Linked DNA regions of Homo sapiens: region 2 is linked to region 1. The links are chromatin loops, found by intact Hi-C in ENCODE. Cell type or tissue: mammary epithelial cell. All regions are shown on one strand. Links, peaks and the distances in the headings refer to the core of each region. The heading gives the core; the rest is flanking DNA.

What was found. Hi-C counts contacts between places; a loop is a spot of excess contacts. Peaks named below come from ENCODE experiments on the same cell type or tissue, not always from the same donor. Only the 100,000 strongest peaks of a DNase experiment are listed, where the experiment ranks them.
Region 2: it touches region 1 in a loop (4-fold over the local background); 3 of 110 quality-filtered maps call a loop at or near these places.

Annotation. Positions count from the first base shown.
Region 1 is chr5:142,821,681-142,831,873 of GRCh38, reverse strand. The region is part of intron 1 of ARHGAP26 (Rho GTPase activating protein 26); the gene reads right to left. Among named protein-coding and RNA genes, the nearest start is that of ARHGAP26-AS1, 42 kb to the left of the region's middle. In mammary epithelial cell, for the core only: no CTCF peak of the experiment used is centred there; DNase peaks (open chromatin) are centred at 4,543 and 4,933; H3K27ac peaks cover 505 bases.
Region 2 is chr5:142,715,628-142,725,820 of GRCh38, reverse strand. No RefSeq gene overlaps it. Among named protein-coding and RNA genes, the nearest start is that of LINC01844, 25 kb to the left of the region's middle. In mammary epithelial cell, for the core only: CTCF peaks have their summits at 4,646, 8,095 (motif pointing left) and 8,687 (motif pointing left); DNase peaks (open chromatin) are centred at 4,760, 8,110 and 8,630; H3K4me3 peaks cover 181 bases; H3K27ac peaks cover 1,907 bases.

The DNA of each region.
Region 1 (10,193 bases), core at 746-8,745:
GTTGCAAGGAGCAGAGAGAGAAAGGAAAAAGCAAATGCAAGAAGGAATCATCAAGGTTGAATCCATGAGAAATTGCTACCCACTGGATAATGGGAGATAGAAAAAGCAGCAAAGTGTTAAGGTAAAGGGAGGAGGTGGTAAGAGAAGGGCTTCACCATCCAAAGACCCAGGGATGGGTGGCAGAGGGTGGGGGCTGCAGGTTGGGAGAGGGAGGAGGAGGAGGAGGGTTTGGAGGAGGAAGAGATACTTTGGAGAAGGGAGGGGAGGGTGGCTTGCGTTTGAGACATGTTGGATCTGAGCTGACATGAAACAACATCAAGGCAGAGGTAATTAGGCATGCAGTTGGAAATGGATGTATGGAACCCTAGAAATCAAGCCAGGGGTGAACATCTGAATTTCATCCACAGACGTAAATCAGACGGCTGATAAAACCTAAATGAACTGAGCACAGAAACTCAGAGATTGTCTTCTGTGGACAACAAGGAGAAAAAAGGAGACCAAAGAGCAAAGGAAAGGAGATGAGGAAAGGCCAGGGGGTGGGAGAAAATCAGAATAACACAGTGCCACAAAACCCAGAGAAGAACTGTTTCCAGGATGGACAGAGTGTTCAGCACCTGAACGAGGCAGAGAGATATCAAATGACTGAGCACAGAGTATTGGGATCTGGCTCCATCGTGATCAGTGGAATCCCTGAGAGAACCAACTCAACAGGGTGGAGACAGCAAATCAGGGAACCACAGAAAGCAAGAAAGAAACAGACACTAACAGGCTGAGGACCTATGTGCATGCCAGGCATTGTGATCGGAATTTCACATGGATTATCATCTTTAGTCCCCACAAACACTCCTACAGGGTAGGTGCTATTATAATTTGTATTCAGAGCATTTTGTGTAAAACTTAATAATGAAAGGAGCTCATCTGCAAGGTCATATTTGCCTGTCTGAAAAAACATACCTCTCATACATATTTTCACGTAGCTATGGAGATTTGAGAGCAGGCATGTAAGTGGAATCAGATATCAAGGAAAATGATACAAACTGAGAGAGGGGGATACGGCGCAGTCTGGCTGAGTGACTAATCACAATGGCCAAAGTATTTACAATGGCAAAGAGATGAACTTGACTCCCAGAGGCTACATATTTTGTGTGTGTATCTGTCTGTCTGTCTCTCCCACAAGAACTGCTTGGGAGAAAAAATACAAAACCATGCTAGTCTGGTCATTTTGCCCCAGTGAAAATTGATACTATCGGTAACATTTTTTGAAGACCGGTATTTTTTATCCACCTGCACAGCTATATTAATTAAAGAGTGCATTGATCAGATCATTAATTTTAAAAGTCAAGTCTTCACTCAGAGGTCATCACAATTATGGAAAAACAGACTGACTGCCATAACGTACTGTCAGAAACATCCCAAACCTGTGGAAATGTAACACAAACGGAAAAATCCTTCACTTCCCCTTCCTACCCTCCACCGCAACTTATTATCACCACAAAATAATTTTTAATCATTGCCATAGTCACTCTCAATTGCACTAATTAGAAGATATATAAATCACCTTACTTTTCTCAGCCAGGTATTTAATCCATACTTGATAGTAATGAGCTATTTTATTAGAACTGTTCAAAAACAAATGCTAGCAATCCTGAGCATGCAAGAAACCTGAATAATAGCACTCCATTTGGATTTACAAACCCACAAATCTGTGGATGCTACTTGACATTTATTGAACATGAATAACATCCCCACGTGCTATGTTCCTGAGGCTTGGCCAACATTCTAGGGAAATGACTTAACTCACACCAATAAACTTGAAAAGGTTCACCCTGGGCCAATATTTCCTCACACCAATTGCCCCTTCCTACTATTCTCATCAGGTCGAAAACATCCACCATTTAGCCCTCCCCAAAGTAATAATGGTATAAAGGCCTGAGCTTAAACCTAACCTCTGCCACTTCCTAGCTGTGGGAAGACAGCAGTGGGAACAATGACCATGCTCTGAATCAGCTCATCCCCTGCATGCTGAGAATGACACCATCCTCAGTGTCATGAGTGGAAAACATTAGGCCAATATGGTGGACAGTAAGGGGCAGTGGAGACAGCCAGACACACCTGGGCACACACTCCTTGTTCACCATTACCTGCTTGACCAGGTGACACTGGGTAAGTTCATTTCCTTTAGCTTTTCTACTCTCTCTAATTACACATATAATTTTAGCCAATTAGCCTTGAAATTCTTGGTTTGTTTTAATCCAGTGCGGCAAGCAGGCCACAGAGATAAATACCAATTATATCACACTGCACCTCACCCTCTCCACAATGGTGATGTGAGGTGCCCTCTGCTCTGCAGATCTCTAGCTTTTTGAAGTTATTAATGGTGAGAATTGTAACAACTATTCACAGAACTGTTCTTTCTTGCTAATTTGGGTGGAAAAGAAGGTGATCTCACTCTTATCATGATCTACTAAGGGGGAAAAGGCCACTGGAAAATGAGGTTCATTCCTATTGACAAAAGTTTCAAAGAGACCTGTGTGACACATACATGGGGTGGCCAGATCCAAACAGACGGTTTCGAGAAAGGGGGCACTGTTAATAATCATGCTGAGATAGCAGGTGTGACCTAGGACATTTGGTCAACCTGGTTGGGTCCTGCACAGAGAATATGATGGTATACAGCATTCTCTCTCCCTTTACCAAGTGTCAACCTCAGAAATCTAGAGGACAGAAAGGTTACAGAAATCTCAAAGCCTCCTCTCCTTATCACCACCAGCCTTTCCCTGACTCAACAGAAGCACATGCCTAACCAGCACTTACTAACCTATTTAATCAAGCTGTGCCTTTCTTTTGAACACAGTGGCTAACTTCCAATAACACACCAGTAGTGAAGATCATGAGCACACAGAAACACTTTAACAGGTGAAACAGATACGCAGGCCTTCTAGCTGCTTTGGACTGAGGACAGGGTCAGGCTGCTGGAGGAAGGCGGGGACCTGGTGTGTGTCAGAATCACCTAGCACACCAAACCCGTCTTGCTAGAGGAGGCAAAAACCAGATTTGGGCCACTCTACAGATGGGCCAGGTGGCAACTCTCCCTGAGCATGCGGAGAGAGTTGCCAACCCCTCAAAATATAGAGACAATCCCCTACATGACAAGCCCTTGCCAAACCAGACTACCCCAGTCACAGCAACCGTCCATCACCAGTACCCTGCACATGGTTGATGCCTCATGGGGGCAAAACCTTTCTTCTTAAATTATTCCAAAGACACACAGTATTTTAGTTACAACTAATTGTCAGGAAAATGAAAGCAACCCCATGTGAAGGCAAAAACCTTAGGGGGAAAAGAATAATGTATGCTTGTTAATTTCCTTCTCCATGTTTTTCTTTTAAATTTCATTTTCCCAACCATTTTAGAATTGACCAGGAAAGATCCTAGTTTACCACCTACATGTTGGGCTTAAAAGAAATAAAAAAAACTTAAGTCATAATGACTCATTTTGTGGTGCATATGCTGTAAACCTACCAAGAAAAGAAGGGAAACTGCACGGGTAAAAGTGGAATCGTACAGAGTGCAGGAATAATCTTTCAGCTACAGTGCACTCAAAATCTTTTCCATAAGAAAGGGTGGAGATGTCAAAGAGGACAACACTCGTAATTTTTAACAGATACTTCATCCCCTGAGTATTGTTGTTATTTCATACAATCTGCCAGCGGCTCCCAGGGAGGTCCAGGTTGAGGGCCTGATAAGGAAACAATTCCTACCTGTAGAGGAAACTTGATCCAGGGAAACTCACAAAGCAAAGCATCCATTCCCTCTGAATAGCGTGCGTAACTATTCCCAGAATGAACCATCTACTAGTCCTACTTCAATACTTGGAAGACCAAGAAAAGCCAAGGGAACAAAGACCAGGAAGAAGTGCTGAAAAGGGCTACAGCATAAACAACAGTATTTAAAAAATAAAAGCAGTATCTACACTTCCCGGATGCCAGGAGAATCATTAGCTAGTAACGGCTGACGTTTATTGAGCATTTACATGTGCCAGACACTGTTTGAAACACTAAGGGTATGTGCATTAAGCTAATTCCCCCAACAATCCTGACAGGTAGGTCCTTTTTTCCTCATTTTGGAGATGAGAAACCTAAAGCAGCTTCTAGACTTGGGTCACCAGAGGGTAAGCAGCAGAGCCAGGAACAGACTCCCACATTAACTCAATAGCCCACGCCATTGACCTCTGTAAGTATCCCTTCATTATCTGTCACCTGGCTGGTGAATGAGGCAGTAAGGACTAAACCCCAGGTCATCCTGGCCCTAAAGCCCATGCTCTTAACCTACACTCTACATAGTTACCTAAACACTCACTGGTCATGTTGCCCCAACCTCAACCTCCACCACCAGCACCACAAATTCTACAACCATTAATAATAAAGGGCATCATTTATGCAGGGCTTTCTGTGCCAAGACAAGAAAACTTTAGCTTGGAGGCATTAAGCTGACTCAGCTCCCAAACTAATATGCAGTGGAGCCAGGACCTGAGCCCACGTTCAGGAGACTCCTGCGCCCAAGCTCTCAATCCCTCCTGCAGATGCCACAGTTGTAGTAAGACCATGACCACAGGACACAGGGCCATGCCACAACCAACCATGGAGGCCAGCCAACACCAGAGGTGGCTTTAACAGTCACTGACTCATTCCTCAGGTCTCACCAAGCAACTTCCGGCTTTTCATTAGAAAAAAAATAGGGTAGAAAAAAAATAGGATTTAAAAAAAAAAACAGAAGCTCAGTTTCCCCATTCACAGGAGATGAAAAACAGCCAACCCAAAGGAAATGAGAGGCACTTAGTGACAATCTCAGTGGCCACAGGTGAGGTGACAAGTGACACAAAGAAAGAAAATGAAAACCTGAAAGTACAGACTCAAAATTATATCAATGAAGCACATAATGACAGGTCTGAGTCACCCAGAAAAATGTTGGCTTTTGCTCAAGCTTCCTCTGTTTTTAAAAGCAGGGAAATGCCTAACTTGGAGGCCAGGTTTTTATCAAGTATTTAAAAGTTTTCAAGTCTTGGCATTTGAAATAGTAGCAGGTGGGAGGGCTTGGTGGAGATAGGCACAGAGGACAGCAGACTGACCTGGGCTTTAAGGCTGAAAACTAGATCGCACCTGGTGATGGGGCCAGGGACACAGGGAATCACCCCACCTCATGGGTCTCAAGAAGGCCCTGTACCTCCCACCACTAAAATCCTGTGAGAGAGAACATGGTGTGGCGACAAGTCACCTGCCAGACATCCCTGGGAAGAATCCTAACTCCCCTACGGACAACCCAAGCCTGGTCCACTCACCGTGGTGATAATAATCCTCGTGCTAGCACGTAGTTGAAATTCAATAAATGGCTATCCAATAATTGAATGAACCGGGCAACTTATTTACCCCTCTTTAAACTTATTTACCCCTCTTTAAACTTCAATTTCCTGCTCTGCAAAATGGGTAGTATGACAATTCCTAACATGATGGGATTGTGGTAGGGGTTAAATGAGTTAACTGTGTACAGCGCCTCCTCCACCCCGGATGTGAGTCTTACTCTACCATGACAAGTGTATGGACAATCTCCAGTTATCTGGAAATCTGACCTAGGAAGCAGCCTCCGTTCCCTGATAATAATGGACAGACGAAGCATCAGTTCATTAGTCTGTTAAATATATAAAAGACAATTTGATCACATATCATATCCCCCTCCTTGAAAAATAATTCCCAGATTCAACACTGTCTGACTGGTCATTAACACTCTCGTGAGACAGAAAGATGTTCTAATTCTATCAATGAAGCACAGAGTAATTTTCCCTGGGTTAACCAGCAAATCGATAAGAAAATCTAGGTCTTCTATCTTTGCTTCCTCATCATCTCTCCTCGGCCACCAGAAACTAAATACCCAGATGCATCATGTGCAGAATTCCACAATTCCCAAGCCAGCACACAGCACGGGAAAGGCAACATTGTTACAGGCAGATTCGAGAACTGTGTTCTGAGGGATTCCGCCAAGGACACCTATAAATGATACTTTCTGGCTCAGGAAAAGTTTCCTGCTCTCTGATCTGGAGTCTCTACTGGACAGAAAAGCCTTTTTAGAATACCTTGCTTCGGAATATCGGCTCTTAACTACTTGCCTTTTCCTTGAGTCAGTGTTGCCAATTTAGCTTTCCAAAAAAAGTCCTGCAGGTCCCAGAAGGAATGTATCGTCCCGCTAAGGAATTACAATAGAAAAATAATAACCCTTTGAACTTCAGGTGGCTTGTGGGCAGGAAACAAATTAAATCAAGGAGCCTGTGCTGCTCAGGGTGACGACACTCAGGCAGTCCCCAAGGAGAGGCTGCTGACATAGGTCCCCTGCTGGGCTGGACAACGGGAAGGAGACCAGCCTTCAGGCTCCTCCTTCTCATCTCCATAACCTCAGCCCCATGTGCACCTCGAGCAGGAAGGGCACCAAGAACTCCAGCCCCTCCAACAGTGGATGGAAGGGGGCCTCTGTCCCTCATGGCCACCTCCTGAGTGGGCTCCCAACTACCCTCTTCCTCCACAAGGACCCCTGCTTACTCAATAAGGATGGCAGTAGTAGCAATAACAAGTTACTGTTACTAACATAGAGCATGTACTGTGTGCTAGGTACTGTTGTAAGCACTTTCAATACATAACCTGGTTTAAATCCTTACAACTATCCTGTAAAGGAGGCACTGTTATTATGCCCAAGATCGCACAGCAAGAGAACAGTATGCTCCACAGCTGCCTCTACTACTTATCCCAGCCCACTTTCCAAGCTTGAAGGAGAGGGGAGGGGTCCTCTTGTTCTTACATATAGGAGACACTGAATAATTATAATGAATGAAAAGAGTTGCTGATCCATTTTCATTGGTTGCCCCAATAAGAGTTAAGAGCCCATTTTCTCCCTTCTCTGCCTGTAGTAGCAGAGGACAGATGATCCTCAATATATATTTAACATTTGCCAGATTCTCCCCCACTCCTGAAACATAGTTCCTGCACATTTTGCTGAAAGCCTAGCCCCTTCCGTGGCACTCTTGGTGCCCTGCCCATTAATAAGGCTTCCTAGGAAATCCTATCATTGTCAATGCATTGTGTTTGGATCTCTCATTCCCTATATGTTCTTAAGTCCCACAGAGACACAGCTGCAGGGACCATTTTCTGTGGGTGTCTCAAGAGTTAAGCACAGTAGCAGCTGGCAGTCTCACCTCCTACCTTTGCTGGCTGTGTAATCAACCTCCTTTTAATCCTGCCGAGCTCCATGCTGCCTGGCACCAGGGGCAAGAAGCTACACACAGGTAATAATTTAACAAATCACCTGTCTGGCTCTCTTGCCGGGACACCCACTCTGGAGCTTATACAGCTGCTGATGCTAGGGCTGCAGCCTTGCCTGTGGGATGTCAGCTAAACCAGTAAGTACTGAGCCTTGGGGACCACACACTTCCAGCTCTGTCCTGTCTTAGAGAACCAGGGTGTGGTGTTTGATAGGGACGACCCTCAGGAACTATGCTTCCTACTCCATGCTTAGCTCTTGGGGATTTTTTAATATTCCGATTTTGCCCAATGCAAGAGCAACTAGCAGAGCTCCACTCAGCAAGCAACAACACATCCTCAAGAACCTGGATTGCAAGAACATCCCAGGACACAGCTGTTAAGACACAGAGCATGGGAACGCGAACTGCAGCAAATGTACACACACACACACATACACACAACATACTGAAACTCATACAGTGTTCCACAAACAAAAAATTATGGTGTGAAACCCATTGTGGAGCTGGTCCCCAAATGTGCATGAGTCACATCCAGCCCTGGAACACACAAAAATAAGTGAAGTCGTCCCCAAACTTTTACAGTACTCATCCATTGCTTTGTTATTTGTCTATAAACCACTGAAAGAAAAGATCTTTTCAGTTTTACAAATAAGACGACCACTTTTAAAAAGTGAAAATTCTGTCACGACAGGCCTTATGAGAGAACAAATCATTTTACCCAAAGCAGTGGTAGACAGAAGTAGCCTAAGGAAAGACTGCCTTTAAATAACCATCAGCAAGCTATAATCTGTCAAAAGCAATTATTGCCATCAAATACTTGTTAACACACACACCGTGACATTCATATTTCAGTAAGACAGCAGGACACTGATTTTTAGCAAAATCTAAAAAATAAAAATACTTTTCAAACCAGACCCTTGGTCCTACACCTTGAGGAAGGAAACAGGATTTTTTTTTTCTTATAGTACTTGCTTATGATCAGTGCTTTGAGATTAGTTTGCCATAACACCAGCAAACGGCAGAGTAACAGAGTTTGTTCCAAAAACAAAAAGAGTGGTGTATAACGTCACACAGTCCCAAGAGCCAGGCTTTAGGGTGGACAATGGGAGAAGTGGGAACACATTCAGATGTCTGTGGCTTTATTTCTGCAGGGAAGAAGAGAAAGAAAAAAAAACACAGAAGGGAGGGGCACACTGAATGAAGGGAGGAGCACCAGGCACTGGGGTAGCCAACATTTGTAATCTGCATATACTGATCATGTTACAGGAGCCATGCAGAAGCCATGGCTTGCTGCTTCCTATCCCTTTCTACAGGTCAGTGTCCTTACCTGAAGAGAATTAAATGCTCATGTGTTTAGCACGAGCTTCCATGCCAGAGGCCCAAGGGTCCAATCCTCAGCTCCACCCTCAGCTCCACCTTCACCAGCTGAATGACACTGACCAAGTTACTTTATAAGAAACTCAGCTGTAAAATGGGAATAGTGATGCCCCTTGCCCTATAAGGTTATTGAATTATACAATGAAATGTATTTAAAGTGCCTATTTGATGGTAAGCATACAATAAATGATAGCTGCTATTATCAACATCATTCATATTTCAATAAATAAGGGCTCACTGGTAAACCAGCACAGTTATTGATCCCTAGATGGTTCATCCATCACTCAGCAACTATTTACTGACTGGTCTCCCACGTGCCTGGCACCAGGCTAGAGGTTAGGGATATAAAGGGAATAATATGGGGTTTAGCCTTCAACAACTCCTCCACTGGAGAGACTGTCATATAACCAATATAATGTCCAAGGTTCCAGATGAAGACCAGTAAGAAGCACACACAATCCAACCATTCGAATGCTTTACTGTAATTTAGAATGGACTTTAATTGTGACATGAATATACATATATGTATGGTGTGTGTGCATACACACACATGGTGAGATATATGTGTATATATATTATACATATACATATATATCAGCTATATATATATATGGTATCTGATAAATATGTACACAAACACCATGTGTGTGTATTTGTGTATGTATCTCCAGTACCACATTATACTTGTTTCCTATTTAGGAATTATACCGAGATTTAACCCTGCAGATCTCTTGCCAACACACTCACAGAGAGTTAATGTTCAACAGTGAGCTAAAGTTCAGCATTAACTGGAGGAGCTGCCAGATCAAAGCATGCCAAAATGAAGATAGCCTTCCCCTTTCGAGATTAACAGAGCCCAGCATGTATGTCACCAGAAAACATATAATCACAAAACTAAAGATGCTGCATTTATTAACTGTGAGTCTGAGTCATCAGGCAGCACTCTGAGCAAATTAAGACTAAACTGCCCTACTGTTGATGATTCATCAAACAGTTAGTGTGATAGAAAGATGGAGAGTGAGTCAATTCTAGGCAAAAGGCAAGAAGAGGAAGAAGAGAGACCAGTAAAGACTGTTCCAAGGTAATCATGACAAGTTGAGAAGCCAGTGCAATCATTTCCTTAAACCCACCAATGAACTCTTAGAAGAACAGCTTTATGGGGGATTGGAGTATGTTTAACAGGTTAATAGTTTGTCATCTCTAACTTTTTATTTCCCTCAAAGGGCTGGGTCAGCCCTTTATGGCCAACCTAACAGCTCATGTCAATTAATCTATGTAGGACAAAAATTCCTTTATCTAGATCTGACTCAATTTATAAGCAGCTGAGCACCAATACGTAAGGGGCAAAGATGAGAACTATTACACTTACCAGAGGCACCCTACTTTCTAAACAAAGCTGTAAGGAAAGATGGCTTTTCTTAATAAAAATTCCTCCTACACAGAGTTGGCACTGGAAATTGTCACCAAATGGGAAGGGTTACTCAGTCCAAGTGTTTCTCAAATTTTAATGTGT
Region 2 (10,193 bases), core at 1,327-9,326, 110 kb after region 1:
AAAAAAAACTGTAGCCATCCTTGTCTCCCCTCCTTCTTCACACTCTACATCCATTCTATCAATGAATCCTATCCCACCTGTAAGATATTTGCAGAATCTGACCACTTCTCACACTTTCACACCTATCACTCTGGTCCAAGCTACCATCATCTCTTGCCTGGATCATGGCATTAGCCTCGTAACTGGTCTCCCTGATTCTGTCATTGCCCTGTTACAGGTCGAACTGTGTCCCCTCCAATTCATGTGTTGAAGCTTTAACCCTCAGTAGCTCAGAATGGGACTGTATTGGGGGATAAGGGCTTTGAAGATGTGATTAAGTTAAAATGAGTCATTAGGGTGGGTCCTAATCCAATCTGACTGATGCCCTCATAAGAGGTGGAAATTTGGACACCCAGACACCAGGGATGTGTGCACACAGAGAGACCCTGTGAGGACATAGTGAGAAGGTGGTGGCAGCCAGCCAAGGAAAGAGACTTCAGCATAAAGTAACCTGCCAACCTCTTGATCTTACTTGAACGTCTGGCCTCCACAACTGTAAGAAAATAACTTTGTTGTTGAAGCCACTCAGCCTGTGGCATTTTATTATGGCAGCCCCAGCAAACTAATGCCCCGCCCCTGCTGACTCCCTGTTTTCTACACAGTGGCCAGAGTGGTCTCTTGAAATCATATTGCCTCCCTGCCCTAAGGCCATGGCCTGGGGAGTTGCCTTCTCCTCCTGACCTCATCTCCTCCCCAGGGCCGCCATGTTGCACAAATCCCCAGGGTGCTGTGAACTTCCTACCCCTTCCGGGTCTCCCCTTTTACTGTGCTTGGGCCACGCTGTCTTTTGGGAGTTCCACAGACACCCATGACTGTCACGCTCTGTGGCTTTTGCACACACTGTCCTCTGCCTGACACTCTTCTCCCACACATCGGTGCAGCTCCCCGCCTCCATCTTTAGGTTGCTGCCCGAATGCCCGTCCCTGGGGGGCTTCCATAGTGCCCCAGTCTAAAATGGCCACACCTCTTCCCAGTTACTTTCCATCCTTAGGCATGCTGTGGTCATTTTCATTTAGCATTTAGCACCGCCTGACATATGATTATCATGTATGGCATTGCTTACTTGCATGTTGTTTCCCTCTCCCACTTGGAGAGTCAGCTACACAGAGACAGGGGCTTCATTTTGACTGCGGCTGTATCCTCCATGCCTCGGACAGTGCCTGGCACATAGTAGAAGCTCAAAAAATGATAGATTTAAAAAATAATAAAGGAAAGGGTAAAGGAATTGACGTCATTTGGGTTATCTTTAAGCCTGACCACTTCTTCCTTGCTAAAAAGCTTAGAACCAGCTGGGTGTGGTGGCTCACACCTGTAATCCTAGCACTTTGGGAGGCTGAGGCACGCAGATCACCTGAGGTCAAGAGTTTGAGGCCAGCCTGGATAACATGGCGAAACCCTGTCTCTACTAAAAATACAAAAACTAGCTGGGCGTGGTGCCATGTTCCTGTAGTCCCAGCTACATAGGAGGCTAAGGCAGGAGAATCGCTTGAACCCAGGAGGCAGAAGTTACAGTGAGCTAAGATCACGCCACTGCACTCTAGCCTGGATGACAGAGCGAGACTCTGTCTCAAAACAAACAAACAAACAAACAAACAAACAAAAAAAACACAAATCGGTGTACTGTCTTTAGTAAGTGTGCCAGGAGTTCATGCATCAACCTCTACCTAGTTTCATTGGTTCCCCTTCCTTTATTTCTCTTTGTTGTTATTCCTCTTCTTGAGATATACTGTATGCAATTTTAAAGCTGTCTTTGGAGACAGGGTCTCACTCTGTCACCAAGGCTGGAGTGCAGTGGCATGACCACAGCTCACTACAGCCTTGACCTCCTGGACTCAAGCGAGCCTTCCACCCCACCTCAGCTTCTCAGGTAGCTGGGTCTACAGGCACGTGCCACCACGCCTAGCTAATTTTTTTGCTTTTTGTAGAGGCGAGGTTTTGCCATGTTGTCCAGGCTGGTCTCGAACTCCTAGGCTCAAGCAATCCACCCATCTCAGCCTCCCAAAGTGCTGGGATCACAGGCGTGAGCCCTCCGGCCTAAAGCTGTCTTAAATTTTGACATGTTATGGAATATAATAAAATAAATTTTAAAACAGGTTTTTTTTAAATGTCTCCAGTGTCTGGCCTTCAGGAATGGCTGTTTGATCTCTGGCCACCATGGAGTAGGAGAAAGACACTTTGCATGTTCCTGGCTCACAGTGCTGAGTGGACATGGGTTATTCTCATCTCAAGAGTTCCTGGGAGAATTCTTCTGAAGATGTAGAAATTCTCCCAGGGGCCGAGTATGGTGGCTTTTGCTTGTAATCCTAGCTGCTTAGGGGACTGAGGTGGGAGGATTGCTTGAACCCAGGAATTCAAGGCTACAGTAAGCTATGCCTGAGCCACTGCACTCCAGTCTGGGTGACAGAGAAAGACCCTATCTCTAAAAAAAAAAAAGAAAAGAAAAGAAAAAAATTCTCCCAGGGATCATCAGCTGCAGAGGAAGAAAAGAAGAAAAGATACACTCTTGAGGACCTCATGGTCAAAGAATACTGAAAAACAGCGCCTTGGGGGAGGAAAGTGCATCTTCTTACCCTGTGAGATGTTGTTGGCCCAAAGTTGAAAGGAGAGCTTTAAAACTTGCCTGCCCTAAAGGGCACAGAGGCGGCTTCTGGGTTAACCGCCTAGGTGCCAGCAAACTCAGGAACAGAGTGGCATTGTCTGGCCAGCTGGGTTCCTGGAGAATGCCTCTGTACTGGCTCCCCGCAGGGGAGGAAGGCTCCTGGGGACTGGCAGCAAAGCCTGTCCTGAAACACTTCCCAGATCCACAGACTGTGCTTCTCCTCTCCCTTGGAGGTCAGACCCTGCCTCTGACCTTTGGGATCCAAGTTTCCAAACTCTCTGCTCACACAGTCCCTGCCCCAAGACTGCCCAGAAGAGTACAAACGCCAGCCAGGCACAGTGGCTCACGCCTGTAATCCCAGCACTTTGGGAGGCCAAGGCAGGCGGATCACTTGAGGCCAGGAGTTCGAGACCAGACTGGCCAGCATGGCAAAACCCTGTCTCTACTAAAAGTACAAAAATTAGCTGGGCATAGTGGTGCATACCTGTAGTCATAGCTACTTGGGAGGCTGAGGCTGGAGGATTGCTTGAACCTGGGAGGCAGAGGTTGCAGTGAGCTGAGATGGCACCACTGCACTCCAGCCTGTGTGACAGAGCAAGACTGTCTCAAAAAAAAAAAAAAGTACAAAAGCCAAGCAAACCTACAAGCAGTGGCAGAAGCTTCTCCAAGCAGAAGGTTGCTAACTCCAACTAGCCCGTTCGCCAAAGAACTGCGCAGTGTCTTCAGACACTCCGTTTCAACTCTCAAAGCTGGGTCATAGTCAAGGTGAGGATCCCTGGTGTTTTTCCATCCAATTTCTTGGCCTCAGACTCCACATGGCTTCAGATTACATCACTTTTCTACTTTCTTTGCCTCTTTTGTGTTATGTTGGCCAACAACACTTCTCTCAGCTGCTGAGGACAGTCTAGTTGAGTCAGGGAAAAAAAATCTAGGGTCTGCAAGACAGAAATTCAAGCATAATTGTTCTGGAGTAGTAGTCAAATACGGTGCATCAGAATCACATACGGCAGCAGCTCTAAAACTTGACTGTGTTCAAGAGCCGCTGAGGGACCTGTGGCAAAATGCACCTGTTAAAAAGGAAGCCATTGGCCAGGTGCGGTGGCTCACGCCTGTAATCTCAACATTTTGGGAGGCCGAGGCGGGTGGATCATGAGGTCAGGAGTTCAAGACCAGCCTGGCCAATGTGGTGAAACCCCGTTTCTACTAAAAATACAAAAAAATTAGCCAGGCATGGTGGCAGGCGCCTGAAATCCCAGCTACTCTGGAGGCTGAGGCAGGAGAATCGCTTGAACCCGGGAGGCAGAGGTTGTGGTGAGCCGAGAACATGCCATTGCACTCCAGCCTGGGTGACAAGAGTGAAACTCCATCCATCCACACCCTAGATAGAGCTGTCTATATAGTGGGTCTGGGGTATGGCCAAGGGACCTGCATTTTTAACAAGTACCTCAGGGGATTGGAGGCAGCCGGTCAGGGGACCACCCCGTGAGCTGGTTAATAATGCAGGTGTTTGGGGCTGGCCACACACCTACTGAATCAGAATTGGCAGCCCTGTGTGTGTCATATTCCTCCAGAAAAGCCCAGCACAGTGCTGAGTTTGGGACCCACTGCTGCAGAAAGCTCATTCCAGAAAAAATAAGCCAGGCTTACACTTTTAAGGTCCCCTTTCTCTCTGGCCACTTATAACTGCCCGAAAATCAAGGCACATTATTGCTGGCACAGAAACTGAAGGAAAACTTGCACGTGCCCCAGCAGCTGAGATCCTTAAACAAAAAGGACTACAGAAATGACAAGCATGATTGTAAGAACTGTACGCAGCTTTTCTTTCTTTTCCTGAGTATGGTAGGAATCTCCAAGGTGAATGTGGCCTCCTGGAACTACCCACCTGGCTGGAAGACTGTCCTGCTCTGTGCTATTTGGGAGTAAGCAAGGCAGCCGCAGCCATATCTGCCTGTCATCCAGGAGCCGGCGTGGCTGGCATGAGTCCTGAGTGGCTGCATATCACCACCAGATGGACTCCTCCATGCCAGGTGCCAGGTTGCTGCAGCTGCCGGGGAGTGTTCCATCAGCAGGACTGTCTGCACCTGGACAGAATGATGTAACCTACAGGAACGCAAGATTCACAGGCGTGCAGACAAGCCTCAGAAAATTATCAGCCTCAGCTCCGAGTTACGGCTGATTCAGCTGCAGTCTCTGTGGTCAGACTTGCCTGTTGAGGCAGGCTGCTTCTCCGGTGGACTGGATGGCGTCACTTGGAATTTATATTAAAGCTGAAGTCTCCCTCAAACTAATGTAACCCTTATTTCCCAGTCCTCGTAAGACAAGTGGAAATCATGGGCCAGGCTTAAGCTTAGCTGATGATCTGATCTCCCAACTGCATTGGGTGCCGCTGGGGTCACCTAAGCCATTGCTCCCTTTCACTCCTTCAGTAAACATTTACTAAGTGTCAGAAATGATAGTAATCGCAAACATTGTCTGAATGATTGCTGGGGTCAGGCATTGTGCTAGACTTGGCACCAGCATCTTCTTATTCAGTACTCACTAAGCTGAATAAGTTTGAGTTCATTTCACAGGTGAGGAAACTCAGCTTCCCAGAGGCAAAGCAGCCTGCCTAAGGCCCCACAAATAATGAGGGGTAGAGCCTCTCATCCATCCACTTCAACAACAAGCCTTACCCTCTCTGTGGGGTCTTCCCCATGGCCTGACACTGAGCGTGTAGACACTGAATCAACACACACAATGTCAGGTCATGATTCCCCAGCCCCTCTGACTGGTCCCTTCCTCCTATCCATCAGCTGTCTCAGGTAGGCTCAACCCTACCATCCCAGGCTCCTTCCTCCTGCCTTATCGCCACTCTGCTGACCTTCCCTGCACCCCTCTGACTTCTAATGCCTGGCCTCTTGAACCTGGTGTTCCTCAGAGTTCTTTGAGACTTAGCCCCCAGGACGTTTCTCCCAGGAAGTCTTCCCTGACCCACCCCTCCTCCACATTTATGACTCCATTATATGATCGCAGTGCATACCAAAGATGCCTTTGTCTCAACATAACATCCCATATTAGGTTGAAATTTTTGGTTTCTATCTGTCAGTATCTTTTATTAAAATGGAGTTTCATGAAATGGGACAGCTGGCACCAGCACGATGCATGGCGCACGGCGGGTCCTCCATGGATGCTTGCTAGACTGAGCACAGCTGACTCACAGGCCTCAGGCACCAGGGCACGGGCAATAAAGACAGTGAACCTAATATTTTAACACAAGAAGGAAAATACAACCTCACAAATGTCACTCATACTTGGAAGAGGGAAAAACACAACTGAAATATGGTCACCAAAGAATATAGGGAAGGATATAACACACAGGCTGAACTCACGACCCTGTAGTCTGACCACCTGGGCTTCGGTCTTGGCTCCCCCACTTAAAACTAGTGAGATTTGGAGCAAGTTGTTTTCCCTCTCTGTACCTCAGTTCTCTCATCTATAGAGTGGGAGTAGATAATCTTACAGGGTTGTATGAGGATGAGATAATTCGTGTGCAGTGTTGAAAACAGTACGTTGTTCATGTTTGGATGTTATCATATTTTTTGTTCATAATAAATGGATTTACTAGAAAGGGGTGAGGGAGGAAACTAAGAAGAAACAATGGTCATAATATTTTTGATTAAGAGTATGGTACAAACCCTCAGGTCCAATTTTTTAAAATGCAGGTCAGAAGTTACCACCCAAAGGTGTACAGATTTTTTTAAATTTTCAATGAGCTGCCTATTTAAAAATGAAGAAATTTTACATTATGAGAAAGAAATCCAGACATCCAATTTCTGTCGAAAAACTGGATGACTTCGCAACTCAGCTTCTACTTGCCCCCGGTAATAATTGTCGGGATTTGTGTATCACTGCCCACTTCAGGGTGGACACGTGCTCTCCAGCTCACGCGACCCCTCCAGGCCCTCCAGCTTCTTACCTGGCCTGCTTCATGCTATAGGCATTTGAGTTTGTGACCTCAGGAAGAGAAGATGTCTTCACAATAACAATATACACAGTTTTCCTCTGCTCAGAACCTATCACACCTCTTTGGTACATCTATCATAAAACTCAGACTTTAACTGCTCCCTCCTCCATCTGGGAGCCCATCTTGCCTCACTTCCTATGACTCCCCATCCATCCTCCCTCCCCACCAGGCTGCCCCCGGCCCCCCTCCCACCCCAGCTCCTCCCTGCTATGGGGCTGGCATGGCCTCTCCGTCCCCTCTGCTTTCCCAAGTCCCCGTGCCCTGTGAAGGTTTAGCTCGTGTCCAGACACCCTAATGAGCTTCTTCCCCACTCCCTAGCCCACGGGTGGTCTCCCTTTTCCAGGCTTGCACTGCCCTTCGGACAAGGGTAACTACTATTACAGTACGGCTGTGTCTTCTTAGTCTTTACTCTGAGAAGAAGCCTGTTCTTATCTATGCAGTTTCTCTCCTTTTCCCCTGCCCCTTGGGGCTTCTGTCCTTGCTGGGCCTGTTCCTGAAATTTTGTGATTTACAACAAAACCAGAACGGGAGGGGGAGAGATTGGAAAAGAGGTATGGGAGGTAAGGGGAAAAGGAAATGAAAACAAGGGCAAACTGAGGGTGTGCTGTTGAGAGTGAAAAAGAAGGCAGGGGGCCCTGCAACAGCAGCTGGGTGGGAGGGAATGGGAGATGAAGCCGGGGAGGGGACGTGTGCAGCATTGCACGGCTCCCAGCTTCCTTGTATTTACCCATGCTGTCAGAACCATGTCGTGTGCCCCCTTTGGTCTGTTTTCAGGCGGCAACCCTGCATTTCATGGAGGACTGGAAGCTCTGTGAGGGCTGACAAATTATTATTTAGTGACCCTTACATCCCTCAGAGCCTTCGGCCCAGGGCTGAGCCCAGGGACTGCACACGTTCATGCAGAATGACTGACCTCAGTATCCCCAGGTGTCCTCAGGCAAATGACCTGAAGAAGACACTGAGCATCAAGAATGTAGCCTCTTCGATTTCACCTCCTGGCAGAAGTGTGATGAGATCAGATACCACCATGGTTTTGCGTCCCAGAGAATAACCAGGAAGATGCTCTGGAGGAGAGAATAGCAGTTCTCGAGCGAGAGCTCACATGGAAATCACCTGGGAGGGGAGGGGTCTTGTTAAACCAGAGATTGCTGGGCTCCACCCCCAGAGCTTCGGATTCAGCAGGTCTGGGCTAGGACCCCAGAATGTGCTTTTCTAACAACTTCCCAGTTGACGGGGATACGGTTGGTCGGGGAGCCACACTTCGAGCAACCCAGCTCTAGAGTTCAGGGCTGAGGTCTGATCCAAAGCCACTTCATCCCACCACTCTACAGAAGGAAAGTGACATCCCCTCCCTCTCTAGCAGGTGACTGTCCCCTCTTCATAATCCAGCACATCACTCAACCCACTTCGGAGCTTTATGGAGACTATAGATGCTCATGGCTGAGTGGAGGGTGTCCTCTTGTGGCCCAGATAGAAAATAACCTGAACTGCAGTGACCTCACTCTCAGCCTTAACAAAGTTTGCCAAACATTGAATTTTATCTGCCTGACAAAAGATCCAGGGAAACAGGATGTTCACCATTCACCGGATCTGGTCCATTGCAGAGGAGGGGCCAAGGGTCCATTCAGCATGAGATGGGTCAAATACTTTGCCCAAAAGGTGTCCAAGGATGGCAGAAATGATTTGTACTCATGACTTTGGGATTTTATAGGGTGGGAAGGTGTCTTAGGAGAATAGTCCAAACCCAGATACTCACAGAATTCTCTGTTGAAGGATACAACTTTGAAAACATGAGTTAGAAGTAAACAATTTCAAAGCCTTGGAAACACCATGTGACTAAGAAGAGACCTTAGAATGACTTTGAACCATGTTTGGATTTGTTCCCTGAACTTTCCTGAGATGAGAAAGCTGGCATCATGAACTGTGGGCTAGTGTAAGAACACTGGAGCAATTGTCACCAGCTCCATCACCAACCAATCTGGTGCAAGCCAGCCCCTTCTCAGCATTTAGCAGCCGTCCAAATACCGTTCTGCGATTCACTGCCACCTACTGCTCAGCCCGGAATGAGCAGGAGTTGGTAACTAGGACACAGGGGCAGTGGAGCGGCGCTTCTCAGAAGTTTGGCTTGTATTAGAATCACCTGGAAGGCTTGTGAAAATGTAGATATAGGGGCTTCACCCCCAGAGATCTGACTCAGTAGGATTGGGGTAGGCCTGAGAATTTGCTCTTCTAGTAAATTCTGGGTGACGCCAAGGCTGCTGGCCAGGAGATGCCTCTTTGGATAACATTTGTAATCCTCCTTCTACCACACACTCGCTGAGCTTGATTATTAATCAGTCACATCTGTAAGTGATCAAGAGCCACTAATTCAGGATGTCTCAACCTGGGTCCGATTGACATTTTGACGTGGCAATTCTTTGTTGTGGGGGTAGTTTGTCCTGTACACTGTAGGATTTTAGCAGTATCCCTGGCCTCCACCTACTTGATGCCAGTAGCAGCCACTTCCCCCAGGTTTCGATAGTTAAATGTGTCTCAGACATCACCAGATGGCCCTGGGAGGCAAAATTCTCCCATTTGAGAACCACCTCTCTAAAAAGCGGGAATGTTTTCCTCTTCCATTTGGCAGACTGTGAGGGTATCTTCAAGTATTGTCTTACCTAGGACACTGACATATAATAAACTCTCAGCTCTTTGGGTTTAAACAACAACAGAAAAAATAGACTACATATCCTGAGTGCTTAGTACGTGTGAGTTACTGTGCTGACGCTTTTTAGTATATAATCAATATTTTTTAAATCTCTGATATATTTTACATTCTTGTTTTTGTAATTAGTGTGTATCTTACCTTTACAGCAGATCTTAATTTGCAGTAGCCCCCTCTCCAGTGCTCCAGAGACACGCAGCTGCCACACTGGGTCCTGCAGGGCTAGACTCTGAGCCCAGATTCTGCCTCTGCCCAAATGGCTTCCAGCCTTTAGATGTGGAACAACACGTGCCAATTTTACTTCAATGTCCTTCCAATCCTGTCCTTATTTCAGCTATTTTATCAGACTCACATACCTATTCATGTACTCTGCAATCAGTCCTTGGAATAGTTCCACATAGTTTAAAATAAGGTCTGCAGTTTTATAAAATTTATCAAACAGCAGAATACCTCATCTGGTGGCCAGACTGTGTTGACTATTATCATATTTTAGTTCTGATAGCTTTTCAAGGGGCTGTTTTCCAAAAAGTCTGTGTTTATGCATGCTAATCCTATCCAACGCTAATCACTGATGCACAAGTTCAATCACACTCTCCCGCTTTTTGGTTTATCTCACAATATCTAGGAGTATTCATCTCCATTCAGAGATTCTGCCTTTTCATTAGCCCTATGTGATGTTTCTCCCTGTCGTTCCTCATGTTATCCTTAGCAAATGTTTCTGATCACTTAGGGAACCAATTATTCTCTAGAAAATTTGCAGTAAACCCTTTAGTCTTACCACATTTGTTCACTCAAATTTTACAGGTATGAAAATCAAGATAGACTTAATTACTAAGGTCAACCTTTAA